Regions from separate parts of the Homo sapiens genome. Here region 1 is linked to region 2. Evidence: read pairs that join two places in POLR2A ChIA-PET (ENCODE). Cell type or tissue: PC-9. All regions are shown on one strand. Links, peaks and the distances in the headings refer to the core of each region. The heading gives the core; the rest is flanking DNA. Region 1 overlaps LPIN1 (lipin 1). Region 2 has its middle 32 kb from the start of TRIB2.

Region 1 (2,911 bases), core at 187-2,686, 860 kb after region 2:
AGCTGCGTGATCGTGGGCAAATGGCGTAACCTCTCTAAGCCAATTTCCTCCACTGTAAAGGGAGGAAAATAAAAACTATGCCACAGTTTTAAGGATAATTTAAATAAAATAACATATGCAACATTAAAATAATGTATACTGGGTGCTCAAATGTATCTAAATGACAAATTATCAACACGTCTTAGAGAAAAAAGCCCTGGTTGGCATGACGGTCAAGAGACCCGGGCTCTCCTGCTTGCTGTAACCTTGGACAATTGTCTTGCCCTCTTGGAGCCCTTCGTCTTTATAGTCTGTGGAGCTGAATTAGAGCAGGGCTTCCCAATGCTTCCTACAACGTTCTCTTGCTCTCTTTTATTTGCATGCCCAAAAATATGTTGCATGTTAGTTTCTGTGGCTTATACTATGAAAAGAAAGTTGCTATTGCTATATTGAATATGCATGTTCAGACCTCCAGGCACCTCCAAACTGAGATTCTGGCACACCCAGCCCACTGCCAGCCATCCCCAGATTCCTCCTTGACAGTCACTGATCACTGTCTAGTTCCAAATTGCTAAGAACCTAAAGGAACTTCCAAAATCCAGACTCCAGAAGTGTGCATGTTCTGAGGTATAAAATAATGTACTAAATGAAGCCGAGTGTGTATATTTAATAAAGGACCTCCAAAGGACTTATGAGAAACAGTGTGCTTGCACAAAATGGGAAAGTGACGTCTCCTAATACAAAACCAAGAGTTATGTCTTTCCTTGGGATTCAAACAAACAGACAGATTTTTAAAATACCTCCCGGCTTTAAGGCTTATTTGTCTGAGGTTTGTGGCTGCGGCAGCAGGGCCCCTCCCTGCAGGCTTGACTACAAGGCCGCGGTGCACTGGAACCAAACCCACTCTCACACTCCCTGAGCGGCCAGGCCGAGTTCCATCTGCGCGCCTCCCCCAGACCGACCTCCACACACAGTGCTCCTCCCAAGCAGGCAGAGCTTACGCACAGACACTCGCAAACGAAAGGGAAAAAGAACTGAGCTGCTCCCGCTGTGTGGCCCCAGCCTCTGAAGACATTTCAGATGACTGTCCCAGTTCTGAATGACAAGCATCTACTTGGCTCAGAAATAGCTATACCAAGTTCAGCGCCAGAGAAATGTGAGCTTCCTGGGGGAGGAGATTTACTCTCTCACAGGAACAACCCCGCCTCCAGTCCAGGTGTAAAATGTCAACATCCCCTGGCAATGAGTAAAGTCTGCAGAGCTCCACCCTAGGCCAAGCCATGGGCGAGGTGTGCATTTTAACCCTAGAGCCTCAGTCAATGCAATGACCGCAGAGGCCACCTAGCCAAACCCTCTCAGATGCTGGAGTCCCTCTTTCCATGCGTGCATGGCAAGACCTGCCACTTTCCCATTCCTGGACAGCGTCTCATTGGTTCAAAGTTCTTTTTGATCCTGATATGGTTTGGCTGTGTCCCCACCCAAATCTCATCTTGAATTCCCACGTGTTGTGGGAGGGACTCAGTGGAAGTTAACTGAATCATGGAGGCAGGTCTTTCCCATGCTGTCCCTGTGATAAAGTCGCATGAGATCTGATGGTTTTATAAGGGGGAGTTTCCCTGCACGAGCTCTCTTTCTGCCTGCTGCCATCCATGTAAGACATGACTTGATCCTCCTTGCCTCCTTTGACCATGATTGTGAGGTCTCCCCTTTTTTTTTTAATTTTTTTTTTTTTAGATGGAGTCTCACTCTGTCACCCAGGCTGGAGGGCAGTGGCATGATCTTGGCTCACTGCAACCTCCGTCTCCTGGGTTCAAGTGATTCTTCTGCCTTAGCCTTCCAAGTAGTTGGATTACAGGTGCAAGCTGCCATGCCTGGCTAATTTTTTTTTTTTTTTTTTTTTTTTGGCATTTCTAGTAGAGACAGGGTTTCACCATGTTGGTCAGGCTGGTCTTGAACTCCTGACCTCAGGTGATCCACCCACCTCGGCCTCCCAAAGTGCTGGGATTATAGGCATGAGCCATCGTGCCCAGCCTAAATCCTTTCTCCTGTATAAATTACCCAGCCTTGGGTCCATGTCTTTATTAACAGCATGAAAACAGACTATAACACAGATCCTAAATAGAAACCCAGTAGGTCCTCTCCAGCCTGGGGAATGAGAGGGGAGTGGGAACGAGACATTGTCACAGTCAGCCACTTAGAACAGTGGAGGTGGCAGAAACCGCAAGGAAGGGTTAAGAAAGGAATCAAGTTCCTGCTGTTTTTCTGCCAATCAGGAAGCAGCCTGGCACTGCCTCGCCTTCTGCAGGAGGGAACAGGGCCTTGGCTCCAGCCTCCCCTCTCTCTGCACAAACCTTGAGGACTGCTTGGGTACTGGCATGACTGCAGGGTGAGAGGAGTCTTGTGGGGCAGCCCCAGGACTCCTGTTAGCCTAGAACTGCCCTATTGACACTCAGTTAGAATCCAACTAGTTTAAGGACCATCTTGAAAGTAAAAATCTGCCCTAGAGAGAACTTATCTCTCTATCTAAAACCACAGAAGCTACATGGAGAAAACCAATCCTTAGGAATCTCCTAGAACCAAACTCCCCCAGTCTAACTCCTCCAGATAAAGAGGAACCCCTCGGGCTATCTGGGGCCACTAAGGCCAGAGGCTCTTTTGTTTTTTGAGACAGAGTCTAGCTCTGTCGCCCAGGCTGGAGTGCAATGGCACGATCTGGGCTCACAGCAACCTCTGCCTCCCGAGTTCAAGTGATTCTCCTGTCTCAGCCTCCTGAGTAGCTGGGATTACAGGCATGCACCACCACACCTGGCTAATTTTTCTATTTTTAGGAGAGACGGGGTTTCTCCATGTTGGTCAGGCTGGTCTCGAACTCCTGACCTCAGGTGATCCACCCACCTCAGCCTCCCAAAGTGCTGGGATTACAGGCATGAGC
Region 2 (2,911 bases), core at 165-2,664:
GGCCTGAGCCCCTGACTGCTAGGCAGGCACCATATGCTCAAGGAGGTTCATTGGTTTTCATCTGTTACCAGGGACTCCATTCACTGGTTCCCCACCCACGGGAGCACCCACTGGATGGTGCATGGCAGACACCCACAAGGAAGACAGCACTGGCCTCACTGTAGGGCCGTGTGGTCTAAGGCAGACATCCTTACCGGCTGCACGTGAGGGTCATCCAGAGAGCTCTTAAAGCAGTGATGACTGAGCCCCACTCTAGACCAATTAAAGTAGAATCCCACTGGAAGCCATCTGTCCTTCCTCCCTGAAGGGCCAGGTTGGAGAGGAGGGTGTGCTCAAGGCCCTTTGGGACAGGGAGATGATGTGGAGATGAAGGGGCTCTGCTGCAGGAGGTGGCATGTGAGGGGCCTGGGTAGAGACTGTGGTGACTGACACTTTAGCCACTGGCTGAACAAAGGGCTCTAGTGGAAAGGCGCTGCTGGCCTGGGTCTAACTCCTGGACCTGTCCTGGTGACTTAGGTTTTTGTTTAACATCTCCATTTTTGAGCATCTTCAAACATAAACTACCACAAACTGGAGGGCTTAAGCAACAGACACTATCATCTTGCAGTTCTAGAGGCCAGAAGTTCAAGATCAAGGGTTTATAGGGCTGATCCCTTCTGGAGGTATAAGGGAGACCCTGTTCCTAGCCTCTCCCCCAGCTCCTGGGGGATTGTGGGCCACATCTGGCGTTCCTTGGCTTGTAGACTCCTCACTCCAATCTGATCTCTCCATTCATCTTCACACAGCGTTCTCACTGTGCGCCTGGCTCTGTGGTCAAATTTCCCCTTTATGTAAGGACATCAGTTATGTTGGATCAGGGCCCACCCTAATGACCTCATTTTGATTTGATTACCTCTGTAAAGATTCTAGCTCCAAATAAGGTCACATTACAAGGAACTGGGGGTGAGAACTTCAACATATGAATTTTGGGGGGGTGGGACCAAAATAAAAACCAATATTATTTCTACCCATTTTTTGCCATTAGGTGATAGAGTCTGCATAATATTATCTTATTAATCCTCCCCCAAACACTGTGTAATGTAGAGTATTAATCTTATTTTAGAAATGAAGAAACAAAGCTGCAAAGAAATGCAGTATCTGGCCTGGGATCACAAACAGAAAGCCGATGGTAGAGGCTTTTCGAAGGCAGGTTTGCCTATGTGTGATCCATTATGTTCCCATAGGATGGAGCAAGTCTGATTGAGCCCCACAAGCCCTTTCAGGCTTCTGAGGTCTGTATTTTTCTGTATGGGAAAGAATCAAGGCTGATTTGGCATTGCCATTGTCAAGAAGATGCAACTCGGCAGGACTCATGGAAAGGTATGCACGTATTGAATCAGTAACAGGATCCTGAAGTGCCAGCTGTCTTTCTTTATTCATAGCTTTTCATAGCTGGAGGTATAGTGCAGGAGGAGGAGGAGGAGGTAAGAGGAGGACAGGAGATTGTGTAATTCTTACAGGAAGAAAGCCAAAAGAAAAGGAAAAATGCAAGCCGTGTCGGCACACAGGCGACTGTACAGAAATAAGATGAGTGTTCAGCTGTGTCCTGAAATGGTCATGGAGCACTGGGCTAGAGGAAATGTTGCCTTTTGCAGTTTTGCTGGAGGCATAATCTAGACTTCATAAATTATCAGCCAGTCTGCTCTGCTCAGCTCAGCTTTGTTCAGAAAACATGTACTGAGAAGCTGTTTTAAGCTCCACATTCACATAGACCATGCTTTGCAGAAGCTCGGAGTCCATAGGGGCTGCAGACCCACAAAGGGATCACCATGGTACAATGTGCAGAAAAAAGCAGAGGCAAGTAAGGCAAAGCTGAGGGGAGGCTACCAAGCAAGCCTGGGCTGGGGGAGGAATCAAGGAGGACTTCTTGAAGGAGGTGATGGCTGAATCTTCAGAGATGAGCAGGCAGTAGCAGGGTAGAGGTGAGAAAGGCAATGGTACTAACAAAGGCACTCATGTGGAATAGCATGTGTGGTGACCAGTGTGCATGGGTATTTTAATTTGGGCTAAATGTGCCTCTTGTGATGAGATGAATAATGCCAAGCTTCTTTTGCAGGCTGAAGTCGGCACACCTGCCTAGCCTCCTTCATTAGCATCTCATGGGGACTGGAATATATGGTTCCTTCACCATTGTAATTGTGCCTTGGCTCAGTAAGCTTTCAGTTGCCAAAAAAATACTTAGCGGAATATGAATCAGAAAAATCAAAGCACTTTAAGAAAAGGATTAATTATTAACAGCGTTATCTATTAAAGCTTAGCACTTAGAAAAGAGCTACAAATTGGTTCTGAATATGGCAGTGTAGAGATTCTGGACATACTTATATGGGTCTTGTGCCATAACATCTTGCAAAGTGTTTAGCTGACCCAGGTAATTCAAGAAGAAGTTCATATAACCCCTGCTATTAAAATTCTTCCATTACTTTCTTTGAGAACACCCAAAGATTAGCCAAACATTAGGGAACATATCCTGCTGTGGCAAAGCTTTGTGTACTGTGTCTTCCTGCTGATCAAGTGATGCTTCGTTTGTAAAAGTAACAAGGGGCAGAAATTCAGAAAAAGAGATTTTGTTCATATAAATAACCTCCCTTCCACTGCGTTATGCTAACAGACGTATCACATGAAACAATCATATCACAGAGATACATTTTTCCTTGCAACAAAAACCTGTTTTCTTTGTAATGTTAATCCTAATGTGGTTTTTAGAAGAAAATTAAATATTGATGAACTTGTGGATAGTACTGTGTCTTAATTCATTATAGTACTGTTAAAGAAACCGATGATTATTCTTTCAGAAATACTTTTATGCCTGTAAACACTTTGACTTCTATTCAAACAAAAGTTCTTATTGTTAAATTATCCATCTGAAGTGGAA

What was found. Peaks named below come from ENCODE experiments on the same cell type or tissue, not always from the same donor. Only the 100,000 strongest peaks of a DNase experiment are listed, where the experiment ranks them.
Region 1: POLR2A ChIA-PET joins it to region 2 with 5 read pairs; 1 of 35 experiments calls an interaction of 5 or more read pairs at or near these places.

What each region holds. Positions count from the first base shown.
Region 1 is chr2:11,821,249-11,824,159 of GRCh38, reverse strand. The region is part of intron 20 of LPIN1 (lipin 1); the gene reads right to left. Among named protein-coding and RNA genes, the nearest start is that of MIR4262, 14 kb to the left of the region's middle. In PC-9, for the core only: no CTCF peak of the experiment used is centred there; a DNase peak (open chromatin) is centred at 1,159.
Region 2 is chr2:12,683,242-12,686,152 of GRCh38, reverse strand. No RefSeq gene overlaps it. Among named protein-coding and RNA genes, the nearest start is that of TRIB2, 32 kb to the left of the region's middle. In PC-9, for the core only: no CTCF peak of the experiment used is centred there; a DNase peak (open chromatin) is centred at 1,432; H3K4me3 peaks cover 576 bases; H3K27ac peaks cover 318 bases.